3 separate regions of the Homo sapiens genome follow, and regions 1 and 3 are each linked to region 2. The links are chromatin contacts, found by Hi-C or POLR2A ChIA-PET in ENCODE. All regions are on one chromosome and are shown on one strand. Each heading gives the region's core, a stretch centred on a gene start or an enhancer-like site at or near the end of the contact. The rest is flanking DNA. Distances are from core to core; before and after follow the strand shown.

Region 1 (3,617 bases), core at 830-3,329, 700 kb after region 2:
TCCTGGCGAGGCCTCTATTCTCAGCTTGCAGATGGCCACCTTCTTCTATGTCCTCACATGGCCTCTTCTCTGTGCACTCGTGGAAAGAGATCACTGGTTTCTCTTCCTCTTCTTACAAAAACACCAGCCCTGTCAGATTAGGGTCCCACCCTTAGGAACCCCATTTAACTGTAATTACCTCCTTAAAGGCCCTATCTTTAAATATAGTCATATTGTGGGCTGAGGCTTCAACAACACATGAATTTGAGGAAGACACAGTCCAGTTCATAATAGCTCATAAGGAGCAAACATAGACAGTGTGACTCCAGAGCCTGATGCTTTTCGTGTGTGTTAATACATATTTTATCAAGGTATAATTTAAATATTATAGCTCACTTAGTTTTGAATAAATGCTTATGTCCATGGGACCCACATGTCTATCAAGAACGATACAGTTCTCTCAGCCACCACACCCTACCAGACCTCGTGATGACAGAAGGTGCTGCCACTGGTAGATTTCACAGCAGGCAGTAGTCATCCCTAGAACTGTGGACACAAGGTCCACCCCCAGCCAAGACTCGATTCTGAGCTCCCTCCCTCCCATGCACACACTGCATGGGGCTTCCTGCCTGGGCCAGTCCTCACGCTCTGCTGCTGTTCTCTGGGTCCCAGGAGACTGACCACTGCAAGCTGTATTTCCCAGGATATTTTTCCTCCTCCCTCTCTGCCTTGGGCAGTATCTCAGCATCTCTTCTCTGGCTCCAGCTCCCAACAGATGACCCTAGTGCCTCCTCTTCGGTTTAAAAAAAAAAAAATACGACCTCCTCCCTGTTGACCTCCAGTTTAGAAGTGGTACTGGTTTTCTGCTATCACAATTCTTTGGATTATCTCACCATCCATTGTTTGGCTTCTCAGCTCTTTTGTCTCCTGTATAACCAGTTCCCTGCATATTCCCTCTGTTTCAAATGCTCAGCAGGGTTTCTCTTTTCTGGATTATACTTTTCTGGTATACTGACATATTCCCTATTTGTCATAACTGGCTCAGTAACTGGGATGAGTCTAGATATATAGATGGAGCCCAGGCACAGAGGCTGAAAGCTAGAGGACTCATAAGCAGAGGTTTCTCCAAGAGAATACCAGGAATTGTATTACATTTGTTCTCCACTTATTGACAACTTATTGGTCCATCTTGTTATCAAATTTGCACTTGTTTGATTTATTCACTGTCTATGGCTCACCTATTTTTCAGGTAGACCTCTAACTGACATCAAGACAAAACATGCCTTTATCACCAGCTTCTTCAGCTGTTGTCATAACTGTAAGCTACTATTGGATTCGTCACACTGCAAATACCTCATGTTCTCACTTATAAGTGGAAGCTAAATGATGAGAACACACGGACACACAGAGGGGAATAACACACACTGGGGCCTATTGGAGGGTGGAGGGTGGGAGGAGGGAGAGGATCAGGAAAAATACCTAATAGGATTAATACCTGGGTGATGAAATGAGACAAGTTTACTTGTGTAACAAACCTGCAGCTTACCTACGTAACCTATTACCCCTGAACTTAAAAGTTTAAAAAAAAATGTGCTTGCTAATATGAAATGGTTGGGGAGAAAAGAGGGACTAAGGAAGACAGGATGGGACACTAACACCGAGGAGCCTTCAACAGCCTGTGGATATTCCTGGGGATCCTATCAGCCAGCTGGGGGTGGAGGAGGAGCCACAGGCAGAGCCTTTCAAGAGGCAAATGCCCGTCCAGCTCTGGCCCCAGTTTTCCTTACGGCAGCCTCTGCTTAACTATAAAATCTATACTGAGTAGATTACCATGACTACCGCAGAAAGACCTCCACCTCTAGTTTGGCTGCAAAACTAAGTCTTTTCTTCCAAGAGCCTTTGGCTTTAGGAGGGAGCACCAGGAGGCAGACTGCAGCCACTGGCTCACTGCCCTACATGCCAGGGCCTTCTGCAGAACCGCAATAGTTACAAGTCAAGCTTCCTTTCCTCAGCCCATACCACCAAAGCAATGGGCTGTTGGCGTGCCCTGACAGCAGGAGGAGAAGCCCCACTGTCAGGGGGTAAAAAGAAACGACACAGTTCCCACTTCTTCACTCTACGTGATAAATCACTTCAGCTGGGAGAACTGTCATGAAACGACCTGGCAGCTAATGAGAGAAATGGAACCCAAAAAAAGAAAGAAAGGAAGAAAGAATCCTGTTAGTCACAGAGCTTTTCATCTGAACCGCAGAACAGGCTCGTGCTTTTTGCTTTCTGTGGGAATAATAAAATCACAGTCCTGTAACTATATTAGCTCCTCAAACAAAAGTAACTCCCTAGAATAAAATTATGAGGGGTTTCTGAGTTGGATTTAGTTTTCACTGGGTAAAGGCATAAATTAAAAGGAGGAACCGGGTACCCTTAAGAAAGTCAATGAAGTAACTAAGCTTGCTATTCAAACCAGGAAAACACAGGCTGTGAGGCAGCTTCACTCTGCAGTCTATTCAACACCTGGCGAACAAAACAACACTGACTCTGCCCAAGCCGGGATTTTCCCACAGTGGACCAGCAATTTCAGAGGCCCCTAGAATGCCAGGACTGTGTCTTAGACCTTGGAAAATAGGATGAAAAGGACAGGCTCAAAGGGATATTTAGTTCCAAAGGAAAATCACAAAAGCTAAAAGTTATTATAAGAGAAAGGCCCTAAAGCACATTACTGGAGATAAAATTTTAAGGGTAAATAAATACCCTTTGTGGAAAAGTGTTTAGGAAAAAACACAAAGAGAGCATGAATACCATATTATAGGTACAATATGTTCTATCCAAAATAAAAAGTAGGTTCAGAATCACATCAGCCTAATCATGCCTCCTAAGCAGCAGGCTATGTGAGGTAGAGAAATGTGGGCTCAGTACCTCTATCCCACATTCTTCATCCTCCCCTGCTCCACCACACCCACCTCCTGCCTTTCAGAACCGCCTTCCTCCAAAGACACCCAGGAACCTCAGAAAGAATGCTTCTCTAAATTATTCATACCACAGTGCTACTTCCTGTCCTTTCCTTCCAAGAAATATTTGCTATGTTAAAACCCAGTGAAAGTGAGCAATGCTTGAAACAAATAGTGAATCACTCCTGGTAATATTTCAGGCACTGGTAAAAATTTCATTGGATGGGGGAGGGAAAGAGGAGTCTCTTTCTCATACTCTAAATTATACCACATATAAAAACAGACTATAAACATGACCTCTTTTATGTGGAAATTCACATTGCATAGGTAGAACATTATTTTTTTAAATGCTGACTTTCAAAAGTTGACATCAACTTTCAATCAAAATACTCATGTATTTAAAGAAGACCAGCAGAAAAATATTTATGAACTTATTTTCAACTTGTCCCCATTTTTGAACTTTTTTATCAGTGAAGAAATGGAAACATTTTTTCAATAACCAACAAACCTTTCTAAAACCCTGTTTGATCTTGCCACACTTCTATTAGTAAACCAAAATATTTTGGAAGTGTTTTATCCAAATTACACTTTGGTCCTGATAGGGATAAAATCCAATAAATGATAGGTCTATGTCCACATGACAATTATATGAGGTTCCTACTGTAATACTGGCATTCTCATTTCTGACTGTGG
Region 2 (3,757 bases), core at 527-3,026:
CTTTAGTTGTTTACTTTTTAATGAAGTATAATATACGTTATGATAGTGTATTTTATGTATCCTCATATCCTTTCACTGTGGATTTAATTTTTAGAAATAACAAAAAGTCACATAGGGCAAATTCATTAAGCTGAGTGGGTGATTAAGTTAACAATAGTAATGACCATGTATTAAGTGCCTACTATGTGCCAGGCACTGTGCTAGCATTTCACACCCATTATATCATTCAGTCTTCACACCCCTGTTTGGTGGTTATTAATGATTACTAATATTCATTTTATAGATGAATAAACTGATACTCAAGGCCTTAATTGCCTTTCCTAGGGGTGCACAACTAGAAAAAAGGCAGAGCCAGATCTGCACCCAAGTCCTTCTGACCCCAGAGCTCATGCTTGTATCATCGCACCAGTGTTACTCAAGCTTTCCTGGTGATTACAGTCACATGTACTTGACAAAACCACAAACTGTTGGGCCTGTCCCAGTGATACTGAATCGAAATTTACTGAGGAGGGACCTGGGAGATTACACTGCTTGAACAGCATGGTACCGGGGAACCAGAGATCAACTTCAACCCTTCTGTTAGCTCTTAGTGGGCTGGTCAGCTGGATGTAGAAGCTAAATTGACAGCAGGCAGATTAACAAGAGAAAAATGTATAAATTTTACTAGTTTTACATGTACTTGGGGATCTTCACAAGAAAGTGAAGTCTGAACAAGAGGCCAAAGTAAGATATTCTTATACTTTTTAGACAAAGAATGATAAATTTGAGAAGAAACAACAGGAGAAAGAAAATCTGGCTAGGACAGTAAAATTTTCTAGGGGAGTCACAGGAGATATATGAGGGGGTGTAAAGCAAGTGGAAGATAAAGGTTATTTTGTTCGTAAGTTTGTTTATTCGGGTTCCTTGCAGCCTCCAAGTCTCTGGTGATAAGGGCTATTTTCTCATCCTGGTATGGATAAATCTCAGGGCCTTCGAAGAGTATCCGTCCCAGAGGATTCTTTATCCCTTGCTCCATACAGGAAGATATAGATCAGCTCTTCCTTTCTGAAACTAGAATTTCTCCATTGTTTTCCATTAGAAATAATCAACATACAAATTTTGGGATGGCACATCCTTCAGTCCTCCAATGGTATCTACCATATTTTTTTCAAACATATAACATACTTTAAGGTAATGAGATTAGGTCGTGCAGCTCACAAATAGCTCTGAAGGCAGTTCCTATAGCAGAGACTCAATTGTTATGAGCATTAGCTATTGGCATGACAGAATAGGCTTCAAAGTGACTTCTTTGAAGGACAAGATTTATTTGAATGTTCTGCTTTAGAATCATTAAAATGAGCACCCTCACTGCCATGTTGGCTCTACGCACAGTAAGATTAGAGAGACAGCGTTTTACAGTGAAAAGAGTAAGTCAACCCTGGTTTGGGATCTGGATAAATTGCTTAACTTCTCAGAGCCTTAGTTTCTTCATCTGTAAAATGGATTACTACCCAATTTGAAGGACTATTGTATACATTAGAAATAACTATATATGCCTTGTCATGTAGTAGATGCTTATAGCAGTTCTTATAATAATAAAGCGAAGTCCCCGTGGTGTATTGTAAATGTGAACCACACTCCTCAGCAGTGATCCTTGTGTGCTAAGCTAGTGGACCAGAGTTTCCAGCTGAAGTAGATCTGGAACCGAGTCTTGAAAAATGTGTGTAGAGAAGCTTCTGTACTTTTCTTATGTGGATGGCAGTGGCGAGGGGGCGGTGGCGGGTGCAGCTGCAATACTTAAAAAGGAATTCTATTGTGGCAATAAATGAATATGGCAAGAAATGAGCCTGGCAAGAAATGAATGACAATGGCCCCTAGGTGGTGCTGAATCATCATGGAAGTGGAGGCTGGACACTTGGCATTTGCGGAGGTGACTTCCTTCTGGTTTGAATTTCAAATAAGAGCAGGACAGCTCCTTGGGATGTCTGGGAAAAAAGACCAGGCAGAAAAGAGTCTTTTCACTAGGAGCGGGTGCAAAATACTCTTGCCTGTGAGGCCTCTTCAGGTCTTCGGTTTGCTTTAGTTGGAAACAGGAAGCAGGGTCAGACCAACTTGTATTCATTTGCTGAGAGCTGTTGGAGCTGTGACTGATTCTGACAGATCAAATACCATTTATAACACTCCTGTGGGGGACACTTTAACCGGGGATGTTAGTGCTAGCCCCTCCAGAGACTAAGTATGTTTGCGGGATGTGAGGACCCCTGGAATATACAAATATGCATGCTAATGAATTTTAACAAAAATAACCCATTATTGTTTTCTGTGCAACACTGTGCATTTCTCAGCTACACCTGTCCTTTCCAACCTCAATTGCTGGGCAACCTATTTTTCTTTCGGCATCAGAAGCGATAGCATCTGGGAAGTGAATCTGATGAATTCTGCCTGGCAACCAACATCTTTCCAACTGCCAGATCCTGGGGTAAGAAACTGAGATGCTCTGGAGCTGGTTCAGGGCCAGAACGCACCTGTCCTTGAGGGCCTGGTGATGGGGGAAGGAGGCTGGCCAAATGCAGAACTTCTGAAAGTCCACTTCCTGAGTTCATTTCCATTTTGGCAAAATGTGACTTAGGTTTCCAAGGGAAGGAGTTTACATGTATTAAAATGTCTCAGTGGCTGAAGTTGCTTTGTGTCCTCCGCTAAAGCCTCCTACCATCGATTCCCATCTCCAACACGTTTTCAACTGTGGTGTTTTGGGAAGGTAACCATAGCAACTAATCTTATTCAGAAATGACTGGACCTAGGCAGTAAACGGCAAGGTAACCCCATGGTAATTTTCAGTGGAAACCCAATATTGATTCTAACAATTGTACAGGCTGAGCACTGTTAGCTATTTACTAAGCACTGTTCTCCTTTAAGACATTTGATTCTCACAACCCTGTGAGGTAGTCATCATTATCCTCTCTAACACTCGAGAGTTGGCCCATGGTTGTGCAGCTAATTAAATCTGCTGGACCCTGAAATCAGCTTTTTTCTCTTATACAGACTCTGCCTTCTAAGGAAAACTGGAGAGACGCCTTCCGGTGTCTATTTTGCAGGTAGTAAAAGTGAGTCACAGAATCATGGAAATTGTTCAAGGCAACAGCAGAGCTGCAGATCCTCTGCCCTAATCCCAATAATGCCTTTCTGTTATATGTAGAGCTTTAGAGCTCTCAAGATTATCTCATCTATTGCTCACAGCGGGTCTTTGTGATGATTATATCTATTTATAGATGAGAAAATTGAGACATGAAAAGGTTAAATGGCATTTCTCAAGGTCACCAATTACTATATTGAAGAACAAGAAATAAAATCCGTTTCTAATTCTCTGCTGCCTTACTAGATGTGGTGCTTTAAAAATATTTCATCCACTTATCTGTTTCAGAATGTATCAGATACATTAGGTACCATATATTATGTGTGGTTGACAAGATTTTCAGGATTAACTTTAATTCACCAGAGATAAACTTTATATCTAATGAGATCATCTTTATGGAAATACTGTTTATGAGTATAAATGTTTTTATGTGAGAATTATATATTCTAATGAATCTTTAAAAATCCATACTTCATGTGCTATAGATGCAAAATCATAAATTTATCTCTGTAAATTGCCTAAGATGATGGTAGAGAAGGGTGTTATGCTTAAAATTTTTAGCGCTGTAAAAGCTACAATAGTCTCAAGAGAAAAATGGTCAGTAATCTTTAACAGAGCCACCTGCCATGCATGGGGCCCAGTGTA
Region 3 (3,887 bases), core at 1,103-3,602, 950 kb after region 2:
CTCAGTTCTTTGAAGGATGTTTGGTAGATGTAAAATAATTCATGAAATTGTCTCATAAACTGCTTGGCAGGTTTAGAGGAATACCAGGGGTCCAGAGACATCCTTTTGTCCATCTGTGTTCCTTGTGGAGGCACTGAATACGGGGAATATTTTACAGCCTAAAGACCTGTCATGCTGCTCTGCACAGCAGCCACTGGGTGGCTCTCTTGACCAGCAGTTCTTCAAGCTAGTGCCACAAAAGGGTTAGTTACTGTGAAAAGGAGAAGGTAAAAATGTGCTCAGTATTACTTGGGTTTTACATATTTGAGCATAATATAGCTACCTGTAAAATTACTATCTACCATGCAAGTATGATACATTGTACCTGGTAGGCACTCATTATTTATTGAACAACTCTATTATGGGTGTGGAGGTGATAAGAGTGCCTCTCTTGATGATGCTGTTTGCTGAGATGTCCAGTCATTCCTGTGACTGGGTGGGAAATGTATATGGGCAGAATAGGCAGCAGAGATATCTGACCTACAACTGTGATTTAGTGTCTTGCTTTGGCTGAGTAAGCAAAGTCTCTGTAGAACATAAGAATAAAAGGCACTTATTTTCTGGTCAAAAACAAAAGAAATTTGTCAGTCATGAATTCTTATCAAAGCATTTCGGGGCCGGGCGCGGTGGCTTACGCCTGTAATCCCAACATTTTGGGAGGATCTGGTGGATCACCTGAGATCAGGAGTTCGAGACCAACCTGACCAAAATGGAGAAACCCCGTCTCTACTGAAAATACAAAAATTAGCTGGGCATGGTGGCGCATGCCTGTAATCCCACCTAGTCGGGAGGCCGAGGCAGGAGAATCACTTGAACCTGGGAGGCGGAGGTTCTGTGAGCCGAGATCGCACCATTGCACTACAGCCTGGGCAACAAGAGTGAAACTCCGTCTCAAAAAAAAAAAAAAAGCTTATCAAAGCATTTAAACTGAACTAAAATCAAAGACCAGTGCTCTATTTTACAGGTTTACTTAGAAAGGCTTTTAACTTATGCTGAAATCGACATTTGTCCCACCAACTGGAAAAGGATTGTTCTGGGAGCCATTCTTCTTGCCTCCAAGGTTTGGGACGATCAGGCTGTATGGAATGTGGACTACTGCCAGATCCTCAAGGACATTACAGTTGAGGACATGTGAGTTTGTAAGGTTTTGGTGAACTTTCTAACCATTTTCCAGTATCTTATTCCTATAAAGTTAACAATTTAAGGAATATTTTTAAAGGTTACATTATGCAGATAATGGAAATAGGCATAAGACTATATCTGTCTATCTTTAGTATAACAGTTCACAATAGAGCAAGACTGTCTCAAAAAAAAAAAAACTAACTTCATATTTTCCATCATTACTTGGTAGGTTTTGATGTGTAATAATCTGCTTGATAAATTGAAAAATATTTTTTGGGTGGTTTTTGGCAAAAATCTTACAAGTATACTACCAGAACAACATAGCACAGTAAATATCTTTATTTTATTTTATTTTTTGTTTTGAGACGGAGTCTTGCTCGGTTGCCTAGGCTGGAGTGCAGTGATGCAGTCTCGGCTCACTGCAAGCTCCACCTCCCAGGTTCAAGCGATTCTCCTGCCTCAGCTTCCTGAGTAGCTGGGATTACAGTGGGATTACAGGCATGCGCCACCATGCCTGGCTAATTTTTGTATTTTTAGTAGAGACGAGGTTTCACTGTGTTGGTCAGGCTGGTCTTGAACTCCTGACCTTGTGATTCGCCCGCCTCCGTCTCCCAAAGAGCTGGGATTACAGGCATGAACCACTACGCCTGGCCTCTTTATGGCTTTTAAAAAGTTATCTGCCAGTTCAAGCTCCTTTCTCTTTTTCATTCATTCATTCATTCATTCATTTATATCTTTTCATGTGACCAGTAGGGTATAAACAGCCCTTAAAGGGCATATGTCTGGCCTTTGAAATAATTGTTTGGCCACTATTAGGTCTTAGGGCCTCTGGACTATTGAGAAGTTACGTAGCTTCAACCTGAGTCACACATTGTATATTTGCTTTTGCTAGTCTTTCCACATTTTATCTGAAGGTCTGTTTTTACAGAAGCCTTGAGATATGAAGATCCCTGTGCCCCTGACCCCTCCCCATTAGGAGTGTTTTTTGTATTTAGAAATTGGTCTCCTGAGTTAGGAAGCTCCAGCGTTCCCCTCAGGCGGTCTGAGAAGCACTGCTGGGGCATCATCCAACGCTCACCACACTCGAGAGGCTCCCTGGGCACTCGGACAACCACAGCACCACTTTGGGGGCCTTGAGTTACCTATGAGAGTGCAAGGATCCTTGCTGAGTCATGGAGTTCCTCACAGATGGCACCAATATGACCCTGAAACAGCAGCTTCATCAGGGTTCCTTCCAGGCTGGCCTCGTGTCGGCCGTGAAGGGAAGGGCCTTGGAGCTTGGTAGGCAGGCTGAGCCAGGGAGGCATTTCCAGCAAAGGCTCTCAGGGTGCCCACCAGACAGTGAGAATGGCTTTGTGGGTGGCATTTAGAAAAATATGAAGGAGCACCTCTTGATGATGTTGAGCAGCAGAGGAAGATCAAGGTCATGACAGGCAGTGGCAAGAGTTTGTTTTTATTGCCTTTGCCCATTACTCCATATGACTGTCATTCAGAATTACCATACCATATATTCACAACTGAAGTGAGGATACTTGTGACTAAAAAGGAACCAGTAATTGTGGTAGCTGTTGAAGTGGCTTCTGGTGAAGTTGACCACTTTACTGTTTACCGAACAGCCCTAGTGATATTGCTGGTAGCCGTTTTAGCAAAGGGTGTGACAGCAAATGAATTTGAAACAAATGGAAGTACTTTTGGAAATTGCAGAAACTAAAGTGACTTTGATCACTGCTGTCATCCGTCTGCAAACTGGTTTCTTGAAGGAAGCAAAATTTATTATTATGAACACTTAGCCCTACCATGATGGCAGCTAAAATGTTCTCAAAACCTGCAACTGAACTGACTGGTGCTCTAGTTCAAGATACAGTATCAGAGAACCTGCAGGGAAATGTGCAGGTTTCTACAGATGTAAGCTTCAGGAGCAGTGGTGGCAGGGGCCAGCTCCAAGAAGACCAGTTCTAAATAGTGCTGTTTGTGTATGCCCAGGGAAGCACCAGGAGCTATGCTACAAACAGGCTGCTTTTGTTTATGATCTTTGGAAAGCATTTCAACAAACTGTTTAATATACATTTGTCTCATCCCCCTGCTGTTGACTATTTGTAGTGGTCTCATTTTGAGTCTAAATTGAAACAATTTTAAATTGGTGTCTATCAGGTTTTTCTTAAAAATTTTCAACAGCTACATGTCCTGTTAGAATATATTTCCCTTTAAAAGAATAAGTTAAACTGAGCAGCTGCTATTCAGACGGTTTGCTGTGCCTGTAAAGGGTATGCTATTCAGCCACCTAGCCATTTAAAAAAAAACAAAAAACCTAGAAGATGCATATTCTGTAAGCATAATGCTTTTCTTCAGTGATTAAACCTCTATTAATATGTGTGTTAATCCTATGAAGTACTATATTTCTACACAGTTAAAATGTATTAGTGGAAAAAATATAAAAGGGATTGTGAAGTGCATTTATTGCTGTAGTAAATTAAGTCCTGGTTAGCTGATTATCAAAACATTATCTGATTTACATTTCTATAGGCTTATGGACATATGAACAGGAAATTAATTTTGGAAGTAGGTTCAGTTGGGTTTTTAAGCTCAGCAAATGAGAAAACCACATCTCTGCTCATATTAACTGCTCTCCATACAGGAGATCATCAAGCATTTGTTGACTTACCCAGTGGATAAAATATTAAAACTTTGAAACCAAGAAACCAAATATGTTGTTTAGGTATTTATCA

Evidence for each region. Hi-C counts contacts between places; a loop is a spot of excess contacts on that map. ChIA-PET counts read pairs that join two places held with the same protein, here RNA polymerase II (POLR2A). Pooled maps may share reads with other maps.
Region 1: a pooled map shows a loop between it and region 2 (2.7-fold over the local background). The contact joins two enhancer-like sites. A Hi-C loop is called at or near these places in 4 of 50 pooled maps. POLR2A ChIA-PET finds 5 or more read pairs at or near these places in 2 of 52 experiments (PC-9 and activated CD4-positive, alpha-beta memory T cell).
Region 3: a loop to region 2 is called in a map of IMR-90, with 4 times the contacts of the local background. The contact joins two enhancer-like sites. A Hi-C loop is called at or near these places in 6 of 168 maps with a recorded cell type or tissue (Calu3, IMR-90, K562 and 3 more), 1 of 37 single-sample maps with no recorded cell type and 10 of 50 pooled maps. POLR2A ChIA-PET finds 5 or more read pairs at or near these places in 1 of 52 experiments (AG04450).

The regions. Positions count from the first base shown.
Region 1 is chr2:207,502,917-207,506,533 of GRCh38, forward strand. No RefSeq gene overlaps it. Among named protein-coding and RNA genes, the nearest start is that of CREB1, 25 kb to the right of the region's middle. RefSeq lists an enhancer at 623-682. Within about 2 kb of position 2,080, at least 14 of the 41 ENCODE cell types and tissues checked have a DNase peak (open chromatin) inside an H3K27ac peak, as active enhancers do.
Region 2 is chr2:206,798,840-206,802,596 of GRCh38, forward strand. No RefSeq gene overlaps it. Among named protein-coding and RNA genes, the nearest start is that of MIR3130-1, 17 kb to the left of the region's middle. Within about 2 kb of position 1,777, at least 2 of the 41 ENCODE cell types and tissues checked have a DNase peak (open chromatin) inside an H3K27ac peak, as active enhancers do.
Region 3 is chr2:207,746,044-207,749,930 of GRCh38, forward strand. It overlaps CCNYL1 (cyclin Y like 1), which reads left to right. Exons shown (of 10, transcript NM_001330218.2): 8 at 1,004-1,170. Among named protein-coding and RNA genes, the nearest start is that of MIR4775, 6.8 kb to the right of the region's middle. Within about 2 kb of position 2,353, at least 3 of the 41 ENCODE cell types and tissues checked have a DNase peak (open chromatin) inside an H3K27ac peak, as active enhancers do.